Regions from separate parts of the Homo sapiens genome. Here region 1 is linked to region 2. Evidence: chromatin loops called from intact Hi-C (ENCODE). Cell type or tissue: heart right ventricle. All regions are shown on one strand. Each heading gives the region's core, and the rest is flanking DNA. Links, peaks and the distances in the headings are about the cores only.

Region 1 (7,193 bases), core at 373-5,372, 100 kb after region 2:
TCTTAGTTGCCTCCATTACCTTATCCATATACTATATCCATAAACTAAGCATATGGCTCTTTGGAACCCTACCTTACGAGGGAGTTTTCTGTTATGTATTGGGGGAGAGTGGAATCTGGGCTTTTTATGTCTTATGCCCCGGGCACTGTGAAACTATCAGAGTTGAAATTCACAGTCTCCGGAGTTTAATAGTAGCCTAAAGGTGAAATTAGTTGTTCAAATACCTCCTAAGATTCTCATTTCACCTCATTTAGGGACTCTGTTTTATCCTTCATTTCATGCGAGCTGGATGATGTGTTTTTAAATATTTTTTCACATTTTATCCAGGATATTTTAATTGAGAGGAACATTCAGGGTAGCTAATTCACCATGAAAGCTGCAAGAAATAGAGCATATGTTGTTTTATTTCATTCTCCCACCAACCATGTTCTGTACAGAAGAAGAGTTAAATACGGTTGAAAATCGAACAATTAATAATATTTGAATGTAAAACTAGGTCTCTTGACTCAAGGCTATGGTTTTGTTTTTTGTTGTTTCGTTTTCAAATTCTATATTACAACCTCCTTCTTGTAGAAGCCTTGAAGAGATAAATATATTCATCCTAACTTGTAGCACTGATTGTGTTTTATAACGTTAGTGATTATTGTTAAGAGTTTGGAACTTTCTTATTTTAATTTACATCCTGGCCTTGAGGAGGTAGTATATGATACTTCGGGTTCATAAAATGAATATTCCAAAAATTGTTTCCTGTGATTATTCTTAGGAATAGAAACTTAGTTGTGAAATTATTCCTAATGACAGCCTGTCCAAATCCAACTCAAGTTTTTGAAATTTCTGCAGTGCCTTTAATTATGTGTGCATACATCACATTTAGTGCTCGGTTTTGGGTCTTACTGGGATTTTGGGGAGAAATAGAAGGAGTTGTTCGATTCTTATACAGAGTATCTTAAAGGTAATTCATTTATTTTATGATAGCTTAAAAGCAATCTGAGGCATGCTATATATGGGCCATTAGAGGACATAATGTGCTTACTTTAAACTCTGTATCCAGTGCTAAAAATTTTAACTTTACCTGTTAATGGAATTATAAGCAATTAACAGTTTCATCTTCATTATTGATATGCAGATCCTGATTGCTGTGGTACATCTTTCTTCTTGTGATCATAGACAAAACAACTTTGAAAGCATCTTGATAGGGTTGAATAATATGTTGTTAATGAAGCTCACAGTTTTTTCCATTGGTTACTATAAAGGCAGTTTCAGTTATAACCCATAAAGTTTACAGATGATATTGATAATTTATCCCTATGCAACTTTGCATTTTATGCAGTCTTTTGCAATCATCATAACCTGTCTTCTAGCCTTTATCTGATCATTTTGATCCATTGTGTATTCTGCTATCAGATTGACCTCTATTACAGTCATATTTGATCATGTCACTTCCTTACATCAAATCCTACTGGATAATGCACAGACTCTTTACCATAGCACTCCTGCCAAACTGTGCTTACCTCTGAGTGGTCACCTTATTTTGCCTCTCAATATCTAGTTTGGCACAGTCAGTTTTCCCTAGTTCTTGAAACTGTCTCATCTGGCTCTGGCTTAGAATGACATATATACACTGACAATTCACAGATATATATGTTCAGCCTGACTATGCTTCTGCATTCCAGGCTCATTTATTCAACATTCCAAATATAACATGTTTTAAAGAGGAGCCTTGTCTTGTGTTCTCTAATCCCGTTTCTTCCCTCGCCATCCCCATCTCAGCTGTGTAAGTCAAAAACTTAGGAAATGTCTAAGACTCTCTTTCTTCCATACCCCACACCCAAGCAAGTTCCCATTGGCTGTACCTTCAAAACATGTCTGCCCTCTGCTCAGCCTCATCATCTCCACTGCTGCCACCCTCATCAAAGCCACCATCATCTCTCACCTGAATGTCTTCAGTGTCCTCCTCACTGGTCTCTGTGCTCTGGCTACAGTCAGTTCTCATCGCAGCCAAAGAGATCTTCTTAAAAATGTAAACCATTGTCTTCTCTCATTGTAACCATCCAGGAAATCTCCAAACCCTCCACTCGAAATCCAAGTGAAATCCCAAGGTCCTTTCCTAATGGCCTATAGGACCATCCATGATAGCCTCTGCTGTCTCTCTGAGCTCATGCTCCTGCACTTTCCCTTCCACATGCTGTTCTCTAGTCATAGTGGCCCATCTTTCTTCACACACATGAAGCACATTCTCTTCTTCCTCAGAAGCTGCTCTTTCCTCAGATACTTCCATGGCTCATGCCCTCATTTTAGTCAGCTGCCTTCTCAAATGTCACTGTTTCAGGTTGCATCTGATCAACTTTTATAAAATCATCAGTCAGATGTTGCTGCATTACAGACAACCACAAAATCACAGTGACATACAACAGTGCGCATCTCCAGGCTGAGGATTGGGACTGGGTTGTTGCTTTCCTTCAAGCTTCAGAATTGCCTGACTTTAGCTTCTTACTGCAGTCTGTCCTCCTATCTGCTCCACGTCTTTCATTGTTCTGTCCCTGGCTCAATGAATGTCTGAGATATTAAGAGAGTGAAGAAAGGAATAGATAACAGAGATTAAGTGGTATGAGTCACTTCACCTACATTCATCTCATGTACAGTGATTGTTGTAAGAACCTGAGGTAATTCTGCCATATCTTCTGTCTTATTTATACATGCACAGATCAGAGAACAGGCATGTGTTTCTCGGGCCTGGTGAATGGCCGCTGTGCACAAGAGCTCCCGGGGAGAATGACGAAAATGCAGTGCTGCTGTGAGCCTGGCCGCTGCTGGGGCATCGGAACCATTCCTGAAGCCTGTCCTGTCAGAGGTTCTGGTACGTGGCTGGCTGTTAGTCTCCTCAGCACAGACACTGTTAGGAAAATTAGTAGCAGTACTGTATTTTGCTCTCTGGGAGACCAAGGCAGGTGGATTGCTTGAGTCCAGAAGTTCAAAACCAGCCTGGGCAACATGGCGAAATCCTGTCTCTACAAAAAATACAAAAATTAGCCGGGCATGGTGGTGCATGCCTGTAATCCCAGATACTTGTGGGACTGAGGTGGGAGAATCACATGAGCTTGGGCTGTCGAGGCTACAGCCATCCATGATCATGCCACTGCACTCCAGCCTGAGTGACAGAGCGAGACCCTGTCTCAAAAATATATGTATATATTTTGCTCCTGTCCTTGAAGTCAAGTCATATTTGTTTTCCTTTGTGTGTTTTCAGTATGACTTGAGTGTTTTTGTGGGGAGTGTGATAGCATTGTTATTTAGGATCAGTTTTGATAATATCTAATTTAGTAACATCAGACAAATACCTGAAAGCTGTTTGACTTGTTTTTGTGCAAGTGTTGTTTTTTAAATTATTTTGAATGTTAGTATTTCAATTCAGTTTTTAAACCTCCTGATCTTTCATCCAGAGCTCAAATATCTATGAGGAAGAAAACTCTGTCTTCATTTATACTTTATTTCAGGAATACCTTCAGCTTATAATGTCTCAGTCCTTGAAGATATTTCCTCTCTTCTCATGATCTTGAAAATTAATCATACAAGAGTATGATGATGGCTCTCATTAACTACGCTGTGGTAACTGCCATATAAATGATGCTATATTGGGAAATTAGGGTTAATGAGAAGTAGTTCCTCTTGTTACGTGTAATATGAGTAGTAAAGTACAAATTAATGTTTCTCACATAAAGATATATTAATATATTCAATTCTATTATCATTTTCTCATTGAATTAAAAGCGTGTAAAATAATTAAAGTTTTCAAATATACTTACAAATATTTATGCCAATATGTACTGTTAACAGAAAAGATATCATGACACATTAATCATTCTTACAAAATCTCTAAGTCATAAAATACCAAAATCTATTAGTAAGACAAAAAGGGGCAGAATTAATGCCTAGTAAATAATTTTGGATTCTCCCAGTTCCACTAGTAGTATATAATTAATAATTTTTTTTCCTTCTGATACAGTGCCTTAAGTCTGCAAACAGTTAAGGCAATAAGGCAATTGCTATCTTCTTGCTTCTCTTTACTCAACTTTGTCACCTGGACAAAAAGGAGCAGATTTTAAAGCTTACTTGATATTGTCTACCGTTAAAATCCAAGTTAGAAAAAAATATCATTCTGGAGCAATATTAATACCTAATCTCCTGAAAAAAAATGGACAGGAAAAATGTATAGGTATAATGCTGAAGAGAATGTAAGTAAAACCATACAGATAGAATGAATTAGCATAAAGCTTTAACTTTTATCTGTACAAGTAAATTTTCTGTATTTATAATTATGTCTGGAATTTTATGAGTTGCACTTAGGTGCATAAAATAAAAATACACATGTAAATGATTGTTTATGCAACTCAGTTAAAATAATGTGACAATATAGGTTTTAAATTTTTTCTAAAACTTCTATATCTTTTTCTTGCTACTGCCAGCATTAAAAACATGTATTGAGATAGTAACCTACTTAATCATATTGTGTAGTATAGGTAACCCAAAGTGACTTAGTACAGTGTACCAATGGCTTTTGTTATGCAGAAAGACATTCACCTGTGCTTAATGCCAACTTTCTTTTCTTCTAGAGGAATATCGCAGACTTTGCATGGATGGACTTCCAATGGGAGGAATTCCAGGGAGTGCTGGTTCCAGACCTGGAGGCACTGGGGGAAATGGCTTTGCCCCAAGTGGCAATGGCAATGGCTATGGCCCAGGAGGGACAGGCTTCATCCCCATCCCTGGAGGCAATGGCTTTTCTCCTGGCGTTGGGGGAGCCGGTGTGGGGGCCGGGGGACAGGGACCTATCATCACTGGACTAAGTAAGTGGTCAGTTTTCCTGTGGACTCTTTAGTTTCCTGCCTCAAGTGACATTATAATATCTAACATAATTTTAATTTTTCAAAAGGGTTGTATGAACACACTTGCACATGTGTGTGTGTGTTTGTGGGTGCGAGAGAGAGAGAGACAGAGGGAAAAGTGTTTCAAGGTCTGATACATAGTAATACTAAATTTGGGAAAATGTAATAGGAAAATATTACTTTTATGTTCTGTAAACTTTCTGTTAAATTAGAGAAAAGAATGTGTGACCCAGGTCTTCGCAAATACATATGAGAGCCCAGTAATACTCCAATCCAGTTGACACCACCAAAAAGCATGTTTTTGGTTTCAATGTATTTCATTTGGCTGTTTAAAGCTGCCCTGTTCATGCACCCCTTGAATTATTTTCCAGAACCATTTCTCCACTGAGATAAACTGAATATCTTGCTCTGTGCAGATCCAAATATTGTAACGTACATATCTTTCCTTTCCTCACCCTTTTTTGTTAAATTGCTTAAGAAATTGAAAACCGTGGGCTTCAGACCAGAGTTGGCATTTGTGTGCTTGACATTTAACTTCATTCTTTTTAAAAGCCCTCTCTTGCTAATAATATTTAAAGATGTCCTACAGTGTTATGTTTATTCTTTTTGGCATATTGCCGATTTACTATATCTGAATATTCAGCAGAGTTACAAAGGAGAAACGGAAAGCACTCAAACGTATGGTAGAACATTCCTGTAATTTTAAAAAGACATGATTAAGGGCAGCATTTTCAGATCTGTAACTTAACAGATACAAGTTGCAACCATGTGTCTCAGTAATATTTTTTAGATTCTCCACATTAAAGTTTTAATAAAATATAAAATATGAGCTTCTGATATACATCTAATTAATTTACTATTAAATGTCCTTTAAAAATCAATTCAGAAAAGTAATGCATGTTGTAATGATTAAATATAATTGTGCTTTAATTTTCCGTAGCAATTCTGAACCAGACAATAGATATCTGTAAGCATCATGCTAACCTTTGTTTAAATGGACGCTGTATACCAACTGTCTCAAGCTACCGATGTGAATGCAACATGGGTTATAAGCAGGATGCAAATGGAGATTGTATAGGTAAGTTTGTGATTCTTTAATAATCCTTCTTAGTTTTTTTAGTAGCTATTAGATTACAGGATCAAATTGGAATGAATATGATTTTTTTAAGTCTTTTGAAATACAGCTAATTTCCAAACTGTCTCTTCTGTGTGTATGCTATTCAGTGTGCCCCCTTAACCTATGCTGAGCTAGATCACTTTAAGAATTTCCTACCCTTTCAAGTCCTAAATATTGTGATTTCTGTCTCTGACTCTCCCTTTCCATTCTCCTTAGAAATGCTTACTCTTAATATAAACTAAAAATAAAAAGGAATCTATGTAACAATGAATATATTTTAAAAACAATTCGTCAAGCATGAATCCATCTTTAAAAGATGACAAGACACCAATGGACTAAAATCTGATATGTCAGGGCAGTAGTTTTCAAATATGTCGGTCTCAGACTCATTTCAACTCTTAAAATCATTGGTTATCTCTACTTTGATAATTACCTAATTAGAAATTAAAGATGAAAATATTAAGACATTTATTGATTTATTCAAAAATAACAACAATGAATCCATTGCATGTTGACATAAGTAACATTTTTATGAAAAACTACATTTTTGAAAACAATGTGTGGAAACAAGTGTCGTTGTTTTACATTTTTGCAAACCTTTTTAATGTCTGCCTTAATAGAAGCCAGCTGGATTCTCATAGCTGCTTCTCTATTTAAGGTTTGGTGATGTTTTGTTTTGTTTTGTTCTGTTTTGTTGAGGAATGAAAATCTATCCTCAAGCAGATACATAGATGGAAAAGAAGAGGAATATTGCATAGACTTTCAGATAATTGAGGTTATTCTTTGATATTCCACCAAAACTTACAAGGAGTAATTCTTAAAGTTTAGTTAACCATGTAGAATCTGAAACCATATTAGTACACTTTTTGTACTCTGTTACATAAAGTCCATTGGTTTGTCTAATGCTTTGAGTGGATTTTGTAACATGCATTGGTCATTTGAAATATATTGATGCACTGTATTATGCACATCTTTCCAAAGTTGAAATATTTTACTATGTACTATCAAAAAATCATATTTGAGAATATCACCATCAAACTCATAAAAATGCCTTCAAATTGCTGAGAAACAATCAAGCATACAGTGTTAAATAATCTTTCTGAATTCTGTCATTTTTAAGCTTGAATGTTAACATTAGCATCAAATATACAGTCTGTTCCTTTTCTTAAAGTGACAGGCTCACTGCATTATTT
Region 2 (8,420 bases), core at 1,859-6,858:
AACTAGAAAAATAGTCAGGGTATGTTTTTATAATTTATTGTCCTATCACTTCTTCTCAAAGAGTTAAAAGCTAAATTTATGTTGAACAAAGAAAGTGTCATAGCACATAAAGAAGAGGAATTTTCTGCCTGCTTATTTTTGTTCCTTGAAAGCTTTTCTTCTTACAAAAATTAGTGCAAAATTTTTTAAAAATTATTATTTTAGATTTACTTTCAACATTATATAAACCACTTCCTAATCTCATTTGTTTTGTAAAATTTTAAAATCTGATTAAAATACTTAGGCCACAATTTCTTGATTTACCAACATTATACAATCTCTTTTATCTCTCCACCATAAGGGGAGTAAGTATGATATCTTTTATTGTTGCTTTTTTTCACCTCACCTATAGATTGATTCAATTTTTGTCAAGTGATTTTTCTAGGCTCTGCTTGAGTGCCTTCTTATTGTGTATAATGTTGATTTGTTGCTTTATACTTAAATTCCAACTTGGATAAGTTTAACTTGGGTGTTTGTACCTTTTTCCCTTCATATTTCTGTATATATGATCCAATTATCTTCTGACATTGAATGTGTTGTGGAGAAGTCTGACTCTAGCCTGATTTTTCTTCTCCTAAGTCACTTGCTGTTTTTTCCTGGATGCTCAAAGAGTTTTTACTTTATAATTATTTTTTTTTTTTTGTTCTGTATAAGTTTTAGTGAAAAGCATGTGATCATTTGATTGGAATGATAGACTTCTTCCTTAATTTTGGAGAAACGTTCTATTGTTTCTTTGAGCTGTTTGTACCTTTTTCCTTCCATATTTCTGTAGATAGGATCCAATTGTTTTCTGGCATTGTGTGTGCTATGAAGAAGTCTGACTCTAGCCTGATCTTTCTTCTCCTAAGTCACTTGCTGTTTTTTCCTGGATACCCAAAGGGTTTTTACTTTATAATCATGTATATATTTTTTTCTGTACTAGTTTTAGTGAAAAGCATGTGATCATTTGATTTGGAATGATAGTCTTCTTCCTTAATTTTGGAGAAATGTTCTGTTGTGTCTTCGAGTCATTTTTCTCCATTTTTAGGTTCTCTACTTCAAGTATATTGATTTCTTTTTTTAGACTTTTGATCTTTTATCCACTCTTTACTTCTTTTGATCTTTATCAGTAATTCTTTTTAGCAGTGTCTGTTCTGTTGTTTTTGCCAATTAGTGTAATGGTTTTATAATCATATAAGATATCTTACTTTGTTTTTAGTTTATTTAGAAGTTTCTCTTTTATTTCACTGTTTTGTTTGATCATTTAGACTTTATTTAGCCCTTTTGTTACTGAATTCATTTCCTTATATATTTATTAACAAATAGCTTTGTAATACAAAGAAATCATGCATAATTTTCTTTTGTTTTCTCATTATTTTTTCCTACAATGCAGTATTCTTTTCTTAATCTGCTTTGTGTATTAGGAAAAAATTATAGTATGGTACATAGTTCCCGACCCATTTCTTTCTGTCTTCTGCTTCCTTGAAATGGGCTTTTGCATTAATTTGGTATAGATGAATTTTTCTTTTCTCCCTTTCAGAATTACCTAGGGATTGTTTTCCTTCCCTAGCTCCTGTTTGAGAGCCAGGTATTTCAAGTGCATTATGTTCTGAGCCCCTATGAGGAAAGGAAGAGCACAGCTGGGATTTGGGCAGCAGTGATGAAAGGATCTGAGCTCTGTACTTTCTCAGGTTATTCTTCACATATTTTGTGTCAGGATCACTCCCTCTTGTCATGGAAGTATTCTTTTTCAAAGAGGATATCCCTGAAATTTGAATGATTGCTCCCATTTCAGCTACAGGACCTGATGCACCATTGCTATCAGAAAATCTTGCTTGGTGTTAGTTTTCTGTATTTGTCTCATCATTCCTCAGCATTAGTCTGTCTTCCTTATTGTGATTGTAAGGGGCTTCACCCCAGCCTGCTGCTCCCTGAGAATCCTTTGTTCTTATGTTCTTTGTGCTTAATGCTGAGGATAACTAACCCTGTGTGATGATATAATTCTGTCTTCACTGTCCAGTTTTCTCCCATCTGGTAGAGATCACAATGACTGGGCCTTTCTGTTTTTTTATTTTTGTTTTTGTTTTTGTTTTTTCTTCGAATGCGATGTTATGTGGGTAGGTAGGGATTTTAGTCCTATAATTTTTAACTAATTTATCCATAAGCTAAAGACGAACTCAGCTCTTCAGAAGGAATAGTCAGATTTCGGCCGGGCGCGATGGCTCACGCCTGTAATCCCAGCACTTTAGGAGGCCGAGGCAGGCGGATCACGAGGTCAGGAGATCGAGACCATCCTGGCTAACATGGTGAAACTCCGTCTTTACTAAAAATACAAAAAATTAGCCGGGTGCGGTGGCAGGCGCCTGTAGTCCCAGCTACTCGAGAGAGGCTGAGGCGGGAGAATGGCGTGAACCCGGGAGGCGGAGCTTGCAGTGGGCCGAGATCGCGCCACAGCAGTCCGGCCTGGGTGGAAGAGCGAGACCCTGTCTGAAAAAAAAAAAAAAAAAAAAAAAAAAAAAAGAATTGTCAGAGTCTCATCATTTTCATTCCCTATATCATTTGAGGGAAGAGGGGTTATGACACTCTTCCGTTTCATTCCTTGTCTGTTGTTTTTCAAACATGTCAGGAATTTGGGCATATTTCTTCTTTAGCTGCTGACAGTAAAAGTGTTGTTAGTTTCATTTGACCTTTGTTGTTGTTGTTGTTGTTGTTGTTGTTGTTGATATTAGCTGTGGGAAAGGGAGACTCTGTGATATGGTTTTACTCTACTGTATTTTCCAGGAATTTTTTTTATCACATTTAAAAAGTTTTTGACCTGAAATCTATCTAAAGTCACACAGAAAGCCAGGAGGAGGGGCTTCCAATCGAAGATGATATAGTTTGTGATACTGCAGCTGACATTTAAGACTAATATTGTTGCACTTTATTAAGTGCATATTACTCAATCAAGAAACGTTAATTCTGTGGGTGCCTCATCTTCTGCGAATTAAAGACTGTGTTTCCCATGACCATACTTAATGTCGTGGTTTAATGCATGCAAACTTTTTGCATATGGGCAAAGCCTTATGTTTGTGAATGTCTTCATCTGATTTAGAAATAGCACACAAAGTACATTCCAAATCTTGAACAAGATGGTTTTCATCTTAAAAAAAAAAAGAATTAAGTTCTGAATGTCACAGTAGAGAGTTTAGTTAGAATTTAACAGATTACTGTGTTCTTGAGCGTGTCAATTTACAAGTAATTTCTTGTTTGAAAAATGAGGACATTGGGCTAGATCAGTGTTTACTCATCTTGCTTGGTCATAAGAATCACCAGAGTATTTTTGTCAACAGTATTGATTCCCACATCTGTTCCTTGGAGATTCAAATTCAGTACTCTGAATACAGTGATTTGCAACCATTGTTGCTTATTATCATCACCAGGGAGTTTTTAAAAATCTCGGCACTCAGGCTTCATCCCCTATCAATTACATAAGAATCTCTGGAGCCATAGGACCCATGGCCAAACATTAGCATTTTTTAAAGCCCGCGAAGTAATTGTGCTATAAGGTGAAGTTTGTGAAACATTGGTATAGCATGAGGCCCTTACAAAGTACCCCAGGGCATTTTTATAATTAGCTAGGCTTAAGAAATCATTTATTAAAATATCTCTAATATTTTATCCAATAATTCAATTTTCACATTGAATAGTGCCTAAAATGAAGCCACTCTGGGTATAATTTACTACTAGATTATTTTGAAAGATTTATAATGTCTTAAAATTCTGTTACCAGAATAGATTTTGCCTCTCTCTGATGAGGCAACGCTGGATTTGGAATAGTCAACTTTATGTTAAGGTTTTCTCCATCTCTCATACTTTTAAATCCCAATGTAAGAAGTACATACTCCCTGCAGGGGGCAAAATTGAGCCAAGAATGTTTATAATAGCTTCGAATCTTGGCTTGGTTACTATGTGGTAAACTAAGAAATAACCCAAATAAACTTTAAAAATAATATGTAGAATGACTTGTAAATGAATGGGAAGCTTTATCTAGTTTTTTAAAAAGGAAAATCCTACTCGTTTGAAGGAAATTAATGACAAATCTTGCTAAAACTAAATCTGTATCTTAATCAGTTATTACATTATAGATTTGTAGATTATAGTAAGATTGTAGAGATCATAGTGAAATATATAAAGGAATGTAACCCTGCACACTTTTTAAGTACTACTTATATAATACTTCTCTTTTTAGAATAATTACTGACATTCATAAGTATTCATTTCTTATTTCACAGTTATGTATTTTCTATTGTTTATGACTCTACAAAGCTATAAATAAGTATAGTTTATTTCCCTGCATTTGAGTGAAGCCAGAGGAACTTGAGCTCTCTCTTGTAAAAATATAAATAATTTGTGAAGGAGGTGGTGTCTGAAGAGTCGTTTGATAAAAAGACAGTTTGAGGGCTTGGTTGGTGCTAGGGAATACCAAGGTCCATTTTTTCAGGCACAGAGCACTTGAGGATAAAAACCTAGAGCTGAACTAGACAAGATCAAAGAACAGCTGAGCAGATAATGGAGAAGGAGTTGGAGGAGTGAGGAAGGTACTTTGGGAAATCCCAGTGGAAAGTGCTATATTCATTAATTATCCCGTGACTGGTGAGATGTTGGAGATTTTTGCTTCCATTGGCTGTTATGTATGAACAAGAAAATATATGAGATTTTGCATAAGCCCTAGCCAGACTCTTCAGTAACTTCCAGGTCCCTGTGGGGCCATGCAAGAATCACTTTGATGGTGTCAACCTTCAGAATGGTTTGGGTTTGAATGGTCATCTCTTTCTGGAGTCCCCAAAGGAAGCAAATGTGCTCTGCCCTCTGCATTCCCAGTAATGTGTCTGACACACTGGTCCAACTCTGGGCTCTGCCATGCCTCTCTCCTGCCTCCCTCTGATGTCTCACAGTCCTCCTCAGGACAGAGGGGTTGGGCTTCCTTTTGCTTTTGCTTTTCCTTTTCCTAGTTTCAGGTGGGTGTCAGAAAGGGATAAATTGGTTGAGGCATGAGGGGTTCTAAATTGGGAGTTATTTCACTAAGTATGTTCTGGCATATATAAAGAATTTGGTACATTGCATGATACAAATGGCTAATAATTTTTTTCTGTTACTTAACTAGAATTATGAAACAAACTCTCCTAATCATTCAGTTAAAACTGTTTGGAGATTTTGTGTTAATTATTTTAACTATCACGTTACCAGGAATATTGAAATATGGCTCCACCTCTTCCACTAGCTCAGAGACATCACTGTGAACTAGAAAAAACACCCCCTTTTAAAAACACTTTATTGCCAGAAATTTGTCATGATAAAACATAGAAGTCTAGATCGACTATACTTTGAATTACCTGTGCCTGGAGACTGCAGTATGCCTTTCCTTTTACGTGCTGGTTCTGGATGGTTCAGGCCACTTTCTTGAGTGTTACGATGACAACAAAGCAAATCCCTAAAATTACTTAACCACTTTGTACAAGTTTGAAGTGGACTTGTTGCCCCCACTATTTTGTTCCTCATCCATTTGGGATTAGATTTGTGATGATTATCAAACCAGATCCTAGAAATTCAGCTCATAGTTCAAAGTGGCCCAAGAAAGTGTAATCCACAAATCTCTGAGGATCTAGGATTTCTGGTGTGTACTCATCCATGGTACATCCACATGTGTCATTGTTAAGTTTTCCTAAGTCTGGTGTTTGGTATTCCAGGTGTTGACATGTCATCAGGCTGCCCTTCATTATAACTCAAAACAAGGAACCTATTTCTGTACCTCACTCCCATCTGTTGAAGACACTTAGGAAAGGATATCCTTCAGTCTTAAATCATTGTTCAATTTGTTCTTTTTCTATTTCTTTCTTTCATGGAATATCTTTTCATTTATATTTTTAAACATTTATTTCAACAATGTTTTATACATTTCAGAGTATAGTTTCGTACTTCTTTTGTCAAATTTATTTCTATTTTATTCTTTTTAGTGCTATTGTAATAGAGTTGTTTCAGTTTTATTTTTGAAACATTTATTTCCAGTGTACAGTAATGCAGTTGAGTTTTGTGTATTGATGTTGTATCTTGCAATCTTGCAGAACTTGTTAATTCTAATAGTCTTCAATGGATAATTTAGGATTTTACATGTATTATATATTAAATATATTTTTTCATAATGTATATTTTATAATATACATGAAATGCGTGAGTGTTGCCATCTACAAATAGAGATGGTTTTACTTCTCTCATTCCAACATGGATGCTTTTTCTTTTCTTTTCTTGTCTGATTCTGGCTGGAACCTCTGGTACAAATGTTGAATAGAAGTGGCAAGATCAGATTTCCTTGTCCTAGTCTGATCTTACGCGGAACGTAACAAGTATTTCACCATTAAATATGATATTATCTATGAGTTTTTTGTAGAGGCCCTTTATTATGCTGAGGAAGTTCCCTTCTACTCCTAGTTTTTTAGTGTTTTTATTATGAAACTTGTTCTTTTCTGTGTATATTGAGATGCTCATATGGTTTTTGTCCTTTATTCTGTTGATATGGTGTATTACAATGATTGATTTACATATCCTCAAATTCCTTGGATTAATCCCACTGGGTCGTGGTATATAATCTTTTTTATATATTGTTGGATTTGGTTTGCTAGTATTTTGTTGAAGATTTTTGCTTTTATATTTACATAGAATATTGTCTGTAGTTTTCTTTTCTTTTGATATCTTTGTATGATTTTGGTATCAGTGTAATTGTGACCTCATAGAGTGACTGGAGAAGTGTTCTTTCCTCTTATTATTTTGGAAAAGTTTGTGAAAAATTGGTATTGTTATTTAAATGTTTGGTAGAATTTACCAGTAAAGCCATCTGGGCCTGGGCCTTTCTTTGTGGATAGTTTCTCTATCCCTAAGTGAATCCCTTTACCTACTATAAATTAGTAATTAGAAAATAATTACTCATTAATTGGAAAATCCAATTTTCTAATTACTCTAGAGTCACTGTTGGTAATTTCTATCTTTCTAGAAACTTGTCCATTTCATATGTCTGATTTGTTGGTAAACTTGTTCACTTCATGTTCAGAGTATTACTTCATTATCCTCTTTATTTCTGTAAAGTCAGTAATAATGCTCCCTCTTTCATTGTTGATGTTAGTATAAATAATTTGAGTCTTCTCTTTTTTATAGAGGTGGGGTCAGTCTAGCTAAAGGTTTGCCAACTTTATCTGCCAGAGAACCACCTTTTGATTTTGTTGATTTTTCTCTTACTTTTCTATTTTCTATTTTATTAGTACCTTCTCTGATCATTATTATTTGCTTCTTTCTGATTGCATTAGGTCAAGTTAGCACTTTTTCCAGAGTCTTAAGGCTTTTTATCCTTAATTGTTATGATAAAAAGTCAGCTGTTGACAGTTGTCTTTTTGTCTTTAATGTTTTTACTGTGATATGTCTACATTTGGATATCTTTGCATTTTTACTACTTAAACTTTGTTAAACTTCTTGGAGGTATAAATTAATAGTGTTTCATCAAGTTTGGAAGTTTTCTGCTGTTTCTCTGAATATCTTTTACTGTTCTTTTCCTCCTCTTCCTCTGGTATTTCCTTTATTGCGTATTTTTGGTGTGCTTAATGGTGTCCCACATTTCCCTGAAGCTTTGTTCACATTTCTTCATTCTTTTTTATTTTTTTCCTCTGCTTTTCAAATTGTATACTCTCTATAGATCTATCACCAGAAATTCACTGATCCTTTCTTTTGCGAGTTCCAATCTACTCTTGATTATCTCCAGGGAATTTTTTATTTCAATTATTGTACTTTCTATCTCCAGAATTTCTACTTGGTTCTTTTTATAGTTTGTCTTCTCATTGATGATATTCTCACTTTGACGAGACATTGTCAGTAAACCTTGTTTTTTCAGCATGGCTTCCTTTAGGTTTTGGGACATACTCATAATGACTGCTTTGAGGTATTTGTCTGTTAAGGCTGGTCCTGAGTTCTCTCTAAGGACATTTCTGTTGCTTGCTTTTTTTCCTGTGTACTATGGACACACTTTCTGTTTCTTCACATATCATAGTTTTTTTGTTGAAAACTCTACATTAAAATAAGATACTGCAGCACCTTTTGATACTGCCCACACCCCAGGGTCTTGATACTATTGTTTAATTATTTTGTTTAGTGCCTTGGCTGGACGATCTTAGTGAAGTCTGTTTCTTCTGCAGTGGAAAGCCTTTCATGCTGCCCCCCAGAGGCACAGTCTTGAACATGTGCCCAGTTAACCTGGGATGACAGTGGTTTTAACAGTGCTCTCTTTTACTGTTCTTGTCCCTGATCTGTTAAGCTGTTGGCTTCTGTTAGTATCACACCCATCTGTTAGGCCTCACTAATTTCTGACTGATTTCTTAATT

What was found. A loop is a pair of places that touch in the nucleus more often than their neighbours do. Peaks named below come from ENCODE experiments on the same cell type or tissue, not always from the same donor. Only the 100,000 strongest peaks of a DNase experiment are listed, where the experiment ranks them.
Region 1: it touches region 2 in a loop (1.9-fold over the local background); 2 of 110 quality-filtered maps call a loop at or near these places.

Annotation. Positions count from the first base shown.
Region 1 is chr5:128,390,786-128,397,978 of GRCh38, reverse strand. It overlaps FBN2 (fibrillin 2), which reads left to right. Exons shown (of 65, transcript NM_001999.4): 9 at 2,705-2,857; 10 at 4,611-4,844; 11 at 5,824-5,961. Among named protein-coding and RNA genes, the nearest start is that of FBN2, 140 kb to the left of the region's middle. In heart right ventricle, for the core only: no CTCF peak of the experiment used is centred there; no DNase peak of the experiment used is centred there; H3K27ac peaks cover 661 bases.
Region 2 is chr5:128,494,549-128,502,968 of GRCh38, reverse strand. The region is part of intron 5 of FBN2 (fibrillin 2); the gene reads left to right. Among named protein-coding and RNA genes, the nearest start is that of FBN2, 39 kb to the left of the region's middle. In heart right ventricle, for the core only: a CTCF peak has its summit at 3,885 (motif pointing right); no DNase peak of the experiment used is centred there.